Linked DNA regions of Homo sapiens: regions 2 and 3 are each linked to region 1. A link is a contact called in ENCODE Hi-C or POLR2A ChIA-PET data. All regions are on one chromosome and are shown on one strand. The core of a region is the stretch at or near the end of the contact, and the rest is flanking DNA. Distances in the headings are between cores, read along the strand shown.

Region 1 (2,891 bases), core at 229-2,728:
CAGGGACTGCTTATCCAGAGGGATATCTGTCACTTTTGTGCTGTCTTCTACTTATACTTTTAGTATTTATAGGAAAGCTGCCATTTGTATTTACACTTTTACTTGAGTAACTACCTGCTAACTTTAAAGATTGAGAGTAGTTTAGGTGGTGGTACCCTGTTGAAGGAAGCAGTTTAAAATAAGTGTATATTGACATGGAGTTAGCATGGCTGGCTGCCTTGGTGAAAGAGCATGGACAACTAACCTACCTCCACTCATTCCTGACATCGAAGTATAGTGCTGGCTTTGTGAATAAGGAGAGGTGATCTTTGTGCTCCTGAGGTTAATGAGAGCCAGGAGCCTGGAAAATCTGGAAATTCTCCTTACACTCTTCACAGGACCTGCAAACAATCACATCTCTTACCTGTCACCCACAACTTAATGGTCAACAGGCCTCTAGAGAGCCGAGTCTGCAGGTGGAAAATGGGAACTGAGAAGAAGGGGAAAGGTGCAGCTAGACCCACAGAGCGAGTGTGTGCCTGCATGCCTTATTGACTCGCCCGAGAACTGTTTAGAGCTACGGGGATTAGATTAGGAATCAGAATCTCCCAGGATCAAGGACCTGGGTGGTCCTTTGGCTCCCCACAGAACAGAGTGCGAACACATTAGCCAAGCAGTCAGAACCTTCCCAAACGGGGTCAATTTCACTTCTCTCCCTCACATACCAATGAAACCTTCCTCTTCACTCATCTGGGACCACTATCCCCACCCCACCACCACCCTGTACATTTCTGCCTCTGAATCTTTGCTTGAATAACTTTGTTTCCATGTCTTCTGTCAAAATCATACGTATTTTTTAAGAGCAAACTCAAGAAATATCACATATGCTTCCCTGATCCTTCCTCCCATGCCTACCTAGTCTCCCTCCATCGGGACAGCCAGGTTCCCCTCTCCTATTTACTGTAGTTTCATATGCTGCATTTTGAGTTCATCTTGCTCCACTTTACATTATGAGTTTTGGGGTACACATGATCTCCACTCAGAAAATAATTTATTTGAGGGCAAGGACTGTGCTGTTTTTATCTATGTCCCTGGCCACATCTTAATGAGTTTGTGCTACAACAAAATTAGCTAAAACCAATTATTTAGACACACTGACCCACTACAATGTGGTTTTCTTAGTGTCAAAATTCGACATGCATGTGTCTATTAAGAGCTATTTATTTCGCATTGGTCATCACTACTCCTCTTGGCTAATTGTTTTGCAAGCACAGGTGATTTTTCTTATTTTTCTAAGCTTACTAAATATGAAATCACGTCTACATGCCTAATAATGGCATTCAAGACTCTCACCATCTGGGCTCAATATATCTTTTGGGCATGTGGAAATGGGGTGTAAACTCTCCAAATTCTCTTCAAAGAACAGCTGGGCCTAAAGCAGGATTTCTCAACCTCAGCCTGGTTGACACTTTGTGCTGGAGAAGGCTTTGTTGTGGAGGGGTGTACTCTGCATGACAGGATGTTTAGCAGCAACGCTGTCTCCACCCACCAGATGCAAGTAGCGTTCCTCACTGTCCCCCCTCATGCTGAGATTGTGATAGCCAAAAATGTCTCCAGATACTGTTAAATGTAGAGAGCAAAATTGCTCCTGGTTCAAAAGCACTGGTCTAGAGGTCTCCCATATTTTCCTCTGAGTCCTGGGACAAAGTGGCTCAAGCCTCCTTCTCTGATGACTCAGGTGATATCTCTCTCATCTTGGGCCAATCACAAATGAATATAGCCAGGGAGAGGCAAGTGCTTTCTGAAAAGCAAGAATAGGTCATGCTTTGTCATTCACTGGTAGAGTCAGAAGTAAGCCATAATACAAATGACTAAGAGTCAACCAAAGACAATCAGAAAGGTAATTAGACCAGTGATGTTCAAAGTCTTGTTTGTAAACCACATCTTCTGGAGAAATGATTAAAAATGGAAATTTTGCGGGTTATTATCTAGGTCTACTGTATTGAAATCTGGATTTTTAACAAACTCCCAAGGGGATTCTTATGCATCCAAGAGTATGAGAACCACTGTATTCAATAGCAATGCTTATTTACTTATCTTCAAAAATTGTTTATTTTGAAATAACCAGGGGCAGAATACTAAATAGTACAAAAAGAGGAACTAGGCTTTCATATAATAAAAAGTACTGTATCTTAACTTTGTTTTCTTTTTTAGCTTAAGTGCTTCCTAAAGACTAACACAATCCATATGTTCATGGAAAACAAAAATCCCCACCAGAATATGAGGTTGGTCAGGCATACTCGAGTGAGTCTGTCAAGCCCTAAGACCTGGTGGGTGTTGGATCCAAATTCCCTCTTCAACACAGTGTAAGCATCCAATGCATTCATCATCCCCTTTTCAAAATGCTTGGTCTGTGCGTCTTCTTTTTCCTGACCCTGAATGAGATATTTTTGAGACTTAAAAGGAAAAGTAAAAAGGAAAGCCAGCTTAGATAAGGTGCTCTTTGGCAAAAGAATAGGATAAAATGCATTGTAATTGCTTCTAAATTAGTTACCTTATCTGATTTGGGTCTGTCTTTTTATAAGCAAAGCTCAAAACACTTAACCCCTAGTTGTCCAGTTGTAGTGCAACTAAAGCCACTAAAGCTCTGAACCTAGTGAGTGGATAGACAATACTGCTTTTTGTGCAGAGAACATAATTTCACACCCCCCTCCTTTGCTACCCTCCATTGCCTGGCAACAATGCTGGGCACACCATGGGAGATCTGTAACTACTTGCTGAATGGAAGGAAGGGCTGAACAACCCTGTAGACCCTGTAGTTTGGGGTAAGAAGACATCTGGATGCTGACCTGTACACCAAGCTACATGAAGAATTTCCCCATAGTTCATTAGAGAGTGGGAGCAAGAGGGTA
Region 2 (2,891 bases), core at 157-2,656, 100 kb before region 1:
AGCTGAAGTGGGGATTTCTGGAAGAGTCATTAGTTTTGGGGGAAATGACTTTGGGAGTTGCTAAATTGAAGGATGAGAATGCATGTATGAAGGGAGTCTAGTCCAGGAGGGAAATCAAGACATATTTGGTAGTTCCAGTCTCCTGAAAACTCAGGTACCAAATGTCATGCACAGTGACTGGAGAGACATATTTGGAAGTCAGTTTCAAGGCCCAGTAAAATGATATGACTGGATGAGATCTCCAAAGATGGAGCAGCAGAAAACCACTGTCTGAATCTTGCTTGTGCACACGCGTCAGGGGGTGGAAGGAGGAAGTGGACACAGCAGATGTGGCGTACTGGCTTGCGTGGTCGTAGTAGGGTTAAAAGGTTCCCAACAGAAAAGGGAGGAGAGAGAGCCAAAGTGGAGCACTGTTGCCTTCTGGATTGCCACTGAGAAGCTGAGAAGGAGCACTGAGAATAAGCCACTGAACACCGCAACTAGAAGTCTTTGGTGGCTCTTGAGAAAGCAATTTCAGTAGTGAGCGCATCAGTTTAGCAGGTGTTTGGAGTGAATGGTAATGAAATAAATAGAGGACACATAGACCAGTGGTTTTTTGAACTTGGCTTGAACACTGTAATCACCTGGAGGGTTTTTAAAAATTACAAATTCCTAGACCTCACATCAGACCTTATGAGTCAAATCTTTAGTTGACAGGCCTAGGAAACTGAGTTTTTGCAGATGACTTAGATGAAGCCAGTTTATAGTCAGCATTTGTGAACCCACTGGGAGGTAATAAAAGATGAGAAATAGGAGACACTTGAGGGGACGGTAGGGTTGAGGAAGTTTTCTGGGTAGTATTTTTTTCTTGTTTCTTTTTAGAAAACAGGAGACTCAAGCTCCTTTTCCAGGCAGTGAAGATATGAGTGAGACCAAGTATCCTCATGGAGAAATCAGCTCTAGGAAATAGGAGAGGGACCTCCAAGCCAGGTGGGTGAAATCAGGCCTGGGAAGAGATAGATGGCAAGGTGGTAGGAGGTGGAGATTAAAGTGAGAATTCAAGGAAGTGAAGGCAACTCCTGCAATCTTTCCAAATTAAGCTTTGTGTAGTCTTTGAAGAGTGATTCAATTCACCTAAGAACCTTGCATATTCCTCCTTATGACTTTGTTGAGCATATTACATGGCACTTTCATAATGCCAGCTACCCAGGAAATGCAGGTTATGAAAGCTTAGAATTATGAAATGACACAGGTTGTGTGGTTAAACATGAGCTTATCTTTTGAAAGTTTCTATTTCACAGCTTCTGAGGGGATGCACTGTGCATGACTTTTGGTACCTGAGTTTTCAGGAGACTGGAACTGAAAGGAAGAATTCACCAACTACCTGTTTTAGCCCCAGGCAGCATCATCAGAGTCATGCTTGGAGGTGGAAGGGAACACCCTTGTGGCTGGGCCCACAGAACATGTTGAAAACGAGTTCTCAGTATTGTGGCAGGAAGTATTGGGTCACGAGTCGCAACTCACACCTTTCTATAGCTGGCTGTCTCAGCTCTTTGTGAAATCTGGGTCTGAAATCACCTCCTTCTCCCTTCTTCCCTGTGTCTGCACAGTCCAACTGCCCTTTGTGGATTATCTTTGCATCTCGTGAAGCACATACCTAGCATGTTCTTATGATAGCAGTGTGGTCCAGATAGTGAATAACAACCACTACAGCCTATTGAACTCTTATTCTGTGCATTTTATCTAGCCCTTCTTCTGGAATGTGCCTCTGCAAAACTTCTGTTTTAACATCTGTGACAATTAAGTGATTTTTTTCATATTATAAAAAACAATACAACAAATATTAATAACAGTGCTCATTGTATGCCAGGCACTGTTTTAAGTATTTTATGTATCTTGATGCACTTAAACTTCAGAACCACCCTGTGATGTAGTTATTCTGATCCCCATTTTACAGATGAGGGAATTGGAGCTCAGCGAGCAGACATGTGGCTCCAAAATCATATAGCTAATGAGTGATGGGTCAGTGTACTGATACCGAAGCCAGAGCTGTTAACTCATAAATGATGAAATAGATTGAAATGTAGTTCACTAGAAGGGGAAGACATCTTTAGGAATTTGCTATTGATTCAGGTTGCTCCCTGATTTTTTAGCACAAGCGTGGCAAGGCATTCTTCCAATAACCTCAGCTGAAATGCCTGCTTGGAGGACTCAGGTGCTCCATCTTCATCACGTATGTGCTGCTTGGGTTTAGAAAAGCCAGGTGGATCAGTCCCTGAAGCCTGTAATACTTTCCATCATCTCACAGAACACAAGAGTGAGGCTGACCCTCTGCCTACATCTCAGAAAACCTGAGGGACAGAGAGGTCATTTATTTACTCCTTCAACAAATAGTCCATTTCTTGCACACCTCTCTGTGACTTGTCCTGTGTTTGTGGTGTAGAAACAGAGGCATGGGGTGCAGTCCCAGGAGAGGGTGCTCGCAGGAGCACAGAGAAGACTACTCAGGGTGATCCACCCATGCCAGATGGACATACATAGGAGGGCCCTAACCCAGGTAGTGAGATGAGCATGTGTTAGTTTTGTGAACTGAAGCTTATCCCCGATATAGAGTGAAACCTTAGATTGCAGACTTTCAGGATTCAAGGTAGGAGGATGGTACATTCCCATGACGGTAGGCTACAGGGGTGCTGTGACTGTGATTTCTCTCTTGCCCATGGAGAAAAGTGTGACAAGGGCAACAGCCCTGACAACTGCTTGGTGAGAGGAGAGCATGATTATCTGGCACTGTGCCAGCAGTGCTGTGCGAGCTGGGGACTGAGGATCAGGCTGACCTTGATTGGAGGTCTTCCCCACGATTTGCTAGCCGGGTGACTTTAGGCAAGGTATTTGCCACTCTGAACCTCAGTTTC
Region 3 (2,891 bases), core at 157-2,656, 77 kb before region 1:
GTTCTTCCCACCATCAAACCCTCCCGGGTCTCTTTCTTGGTTCAGTTTTTCCTAATGTACATTCACACTCTTTAATAGCTTTAACAGTGACTGTTTATAGGGGGGAAGCTGTCTTCCAACTTTGAGGTGCTATGATTTTTAGACATTTCCAAATATTCTATATAAAACACAGAACCATCAAGAGAAATTCATACCTCATCTGATCACAATCTCCTGGTTAACTTCCTTCACTGTGGACAGCGCTTGGCCTGCATATCCACACTCCTTTGCAGCCAGCAGCTGCCTCTTCTCTTGATGCTGCCTTTTCGTTGCCTAGCCAGGAACCAAGGCTCTATCTGCCCAAGGCTCTATCTGCTCTATCTTTAGAGAAGAGCCCTCAGATTCCAGGGAGCAGCAGCTCATTTTTAGTGAGGTTTCCCCTGTACCTGGGCTGGTCAAATATTCTCCCTCGGCCTTTTCTTCAAGATTTTTTTTTCCACTCGTGTGTGTGTGTGTGTGCATTCACACACATGTGCATGGCCATTGCACCCCACATAGAGCCCCAGCCTCATCCAAATTGCTGGTTCTTCTCTTCATTATTCTCTCTTTTTCTCATCCTCATCCTTCCTGGATTCTTCCAACAAATTCCAAATTTCTTTCCCATTTGGTATTTAGAAAACATAAGCTTGAACCACCAACTCAATACACTGTGAGCATCTCACAATTTCTCCAAATTCCTTGGGGATTACTGTCTTGTAATCACTCCTGGCTTCTAACTCCTGCTTTTTAAATTTGTGGCTCTATGCTTTCTGTTGTTCTAATCCATGTTGACTCATACCTGAAATTGAGCCTCTTCCCTGAGTTCACCAACACAAACAAAAATCCCCACTTATTCATGAAAGTTTGCAGAGAAGATTTTAGAGTAGACTTAAGAGGAGGATGGAGACGGTCTTATTGCAACAGCACACAGCCACATATGAAAATAGTCATCCAAGTTCTGCCTTCCCATCCCTGAGATTTTTCACTGGCCATTGCACCCCACATAGAGCCTCAGCCTCATTCAAATTGCTGGTTCTTCTCTCCAGCCTTCTCTCTTTTTTCTCATCCTCATCCTTCCTGGGTTCTCCTGACAAATTCCAATTTTTCTTTTTAGTTATGCGGAGCAATTCAACTCTTCCCTGCCTTTCTTTCCACATCTTGCTCTGGGTCCATTTTGCATATCCAAACTCATCAAGGTACGCAGCAGATTCAAAGGGTTTCTTATTTATGAAGAGCTGCTCTCCATGGAAGGCAATTGTGGTTTAAGCAGCATTTCCTTCTCCTTTGTAAGCAAGTTATTCAAGAAAAGGCCAATAGGAACTGATGCCCTGTGTGTCATCCAAATAAAGAATCCACAAAATACCAAAACTAGGAGTGGCTTTTCTGAGGACCTACTCATTGTCTACTTACTGTCTATTTTGAGAGGGCAAATGGCTCAAAGAATCCTATGAGCCACTGAAATCAAACTGACAAAGCTTTTAGAGTCACTTTGCCTCCATAGGGCAACTAAGAGCCCCTGAGCTCTGTTTGCCCTTCTACTGGGGGTGTCTTTCCATCCTGGGTGAACTAGCAGTTTTCATGAGCTTTTCTCAGCATGAAACTTATTAAAAACAAAACAAAACAAAGAAAAGAAATCATCTTTCCACCTTTTGCACTGGCAGCGGTAGAGCTGTGTTGGCAAGGGAAGATTTACTGGGCCTGGAGTTGTTCTTGGAGCAGGTTGCTCTGTGGAGGGAATCTAGGAGTGAGAAAGAAATCAGAGTCATAGAATGTGCCAGTGGAGGGGTCCTCAGACAGCCCACAGAGAAGCGCCTCCCTTTGTAGCTGAGGAATCCTAAGCCCAGAGCAGTGAAGCGACTTATTTGCCCAAGGTCACACATCAAGGCTGTGTAATTTATGGTTCATTGTTCAATCTGGCTAGGGAAGTAGGAGCCCCTTGGTCTGCCCTGGCTGCAGAAATAGGCCCACATAAGGGGTGTCGGGGCTGCTTTAGAAAACCCACAGCACTTTGAATCAAGGAAAAATGAGTCAATTGGTTCTTCTTCTTCATTCTTGAACTTTAAAAATCTGAGTTGCGGTTCAGTATTTGAGGTGGTATGTGCATTTGGCTGAGGGGGCGGAAGGTGACAGGGAGGATTCAGAAGATGGTGATTAGGTTCTTTGAGATGTCTGGGGGAGGAGGAAGAGCACGGAAGGAGGTGGGTTCCTCCCTAGTAGTGGAAAAAGAAATGTAAGTGGGTCAATTTGATGTCAGCTCTTGCCCTTCTAGACTGCAATGAAAAGAATATGCAGTCAAGTTTTTCTTTGGCAGAATGACTGCTATGTACACTGGAATCAGAGAAAAAAAATGTTGCATAGGATGGTTTGTAGTAGAGAATCTGTTGTGACCAATTTAATTCAGCTCAACAAGAAATTGTCAAGCAGTGATTATACACCCATCACAAGGTCAGATGTCTTGTGGGGAGCAGGAAGAAAGGCTCTCCAGTATCACTATATCCAAGACCTGACAGTCTTATTAAGAAATTGAGACCCACCTACATGGAACAGATAAAAAATTGGATTCAATAGCTTAAATGCCAAAAGTCTTGGTACCGAAAATGTGTATTCTGGAAAGTTATGAGGAAAGGGGTTGGGGGAGGGGTCATGAGGAAGTGAAACCTGAGCCAGAGTGAAAGCTGTTTGTTTTGGGGACTGTGTCTTCTTCTGTGTTTTCACTAGAGAGAGGCTTTGTCCATAATAGGTGCTCACTAAAAACCTCCTCAGTGATGGAGGGAAAGTAGGTGGGCAAAAACAGAAGAGAAGATGCAGAGGTGGTCCAGAGGTTTGCAGCTGCAAAGGCCAGACAAACTTAGCAGAGCAGAGAGGGTACTTGG

What was found. Hi-C counts contacts between places; a loop is a spot of excess contacts on that map. ChIA-PET counts read pairs that join two places held with the same protein, here RNA polymerase II (POLR2A). Pooled maps may share reads with other maps.
Region 2: a pooled map shows a loop between it and region 1 (6-fold over the local background). The contact joins two enhancer-like sites. A Hi-C loop is called at or near these places in 1 of 37 single-sample maps with no recorded cell type and 11 of 50 pooled maps. POLR2A ChIA-PET finds 5 or more read pairs at or near these places in 4 of 52 experiments (B cell, HEK293T, MCF 10A and 1 more).
Region 3: a loop to region 1 is called in a pooled map, with 4 times the contacts of the local background. The contact joins two enhancer-like sites. A Hi-C loop is called at or near these places in 15 of 37 single-sample maps with no recorded cell type and 12 of 50 pooled maps. POLR2A ChIA-PET finds 5 or more read pairs at or near these places in 3 of 52 experiments (B cell, HEK293T and OCI-LY7).

What each region holds. Positions count from the first base shown.
Region 1 is chr10:88,192,738-88,195,628 of GRCh38, forward strand. All of the region lies in intron 1 of LOC101929727 (a long non-coding RNA gene), which reads left to right. It also overlaps a transcript of RNLS not described here. Among named protein-coding and RNA genes, the nearest start is that of PTEN, 330 kb to the left of the region's middle. Within about 2 kb of position 1,479, at least 3 of the 41 ENCODE cell types and tissues checked have a DNase peak (open chromatin) inside an H3K27ac peak, as active enhancers do.
Region 2 is chr10:88,090,410-88,093,300 of GRCh38, forward strand. The region is part of intron 1 of LOC105378415 (a long non-coding RNA gene); the gene reads right to left. Among named protein-coding and RNA genes, the nearest start is that of PTEN, 230 kb to the left of the region's middle. RefSeq lists an enhancer at 1,386-1,435. Within about 2 kb of position 1,407, at least 10 of the 41 ENCODE cell types and tissues checked have a DNase peak (open chromatin) inside an H3K27ac peak, as active enhancers do.
Region 3 is chr10:88,115,350-88,118,240 of GRCh38, forward strand. No RefSeq gene overlaps it. Among named protein-coding and RNA genes, the nearest start is that of PTEN, 250 kb to the left of the region's middle. Within about 2 kb of position 1,407, at least 2 of the 41 ENCODE cell types and tissues checked have a DNase peak (open chromatin) inside an H3K27ac peak, as active enhancers do.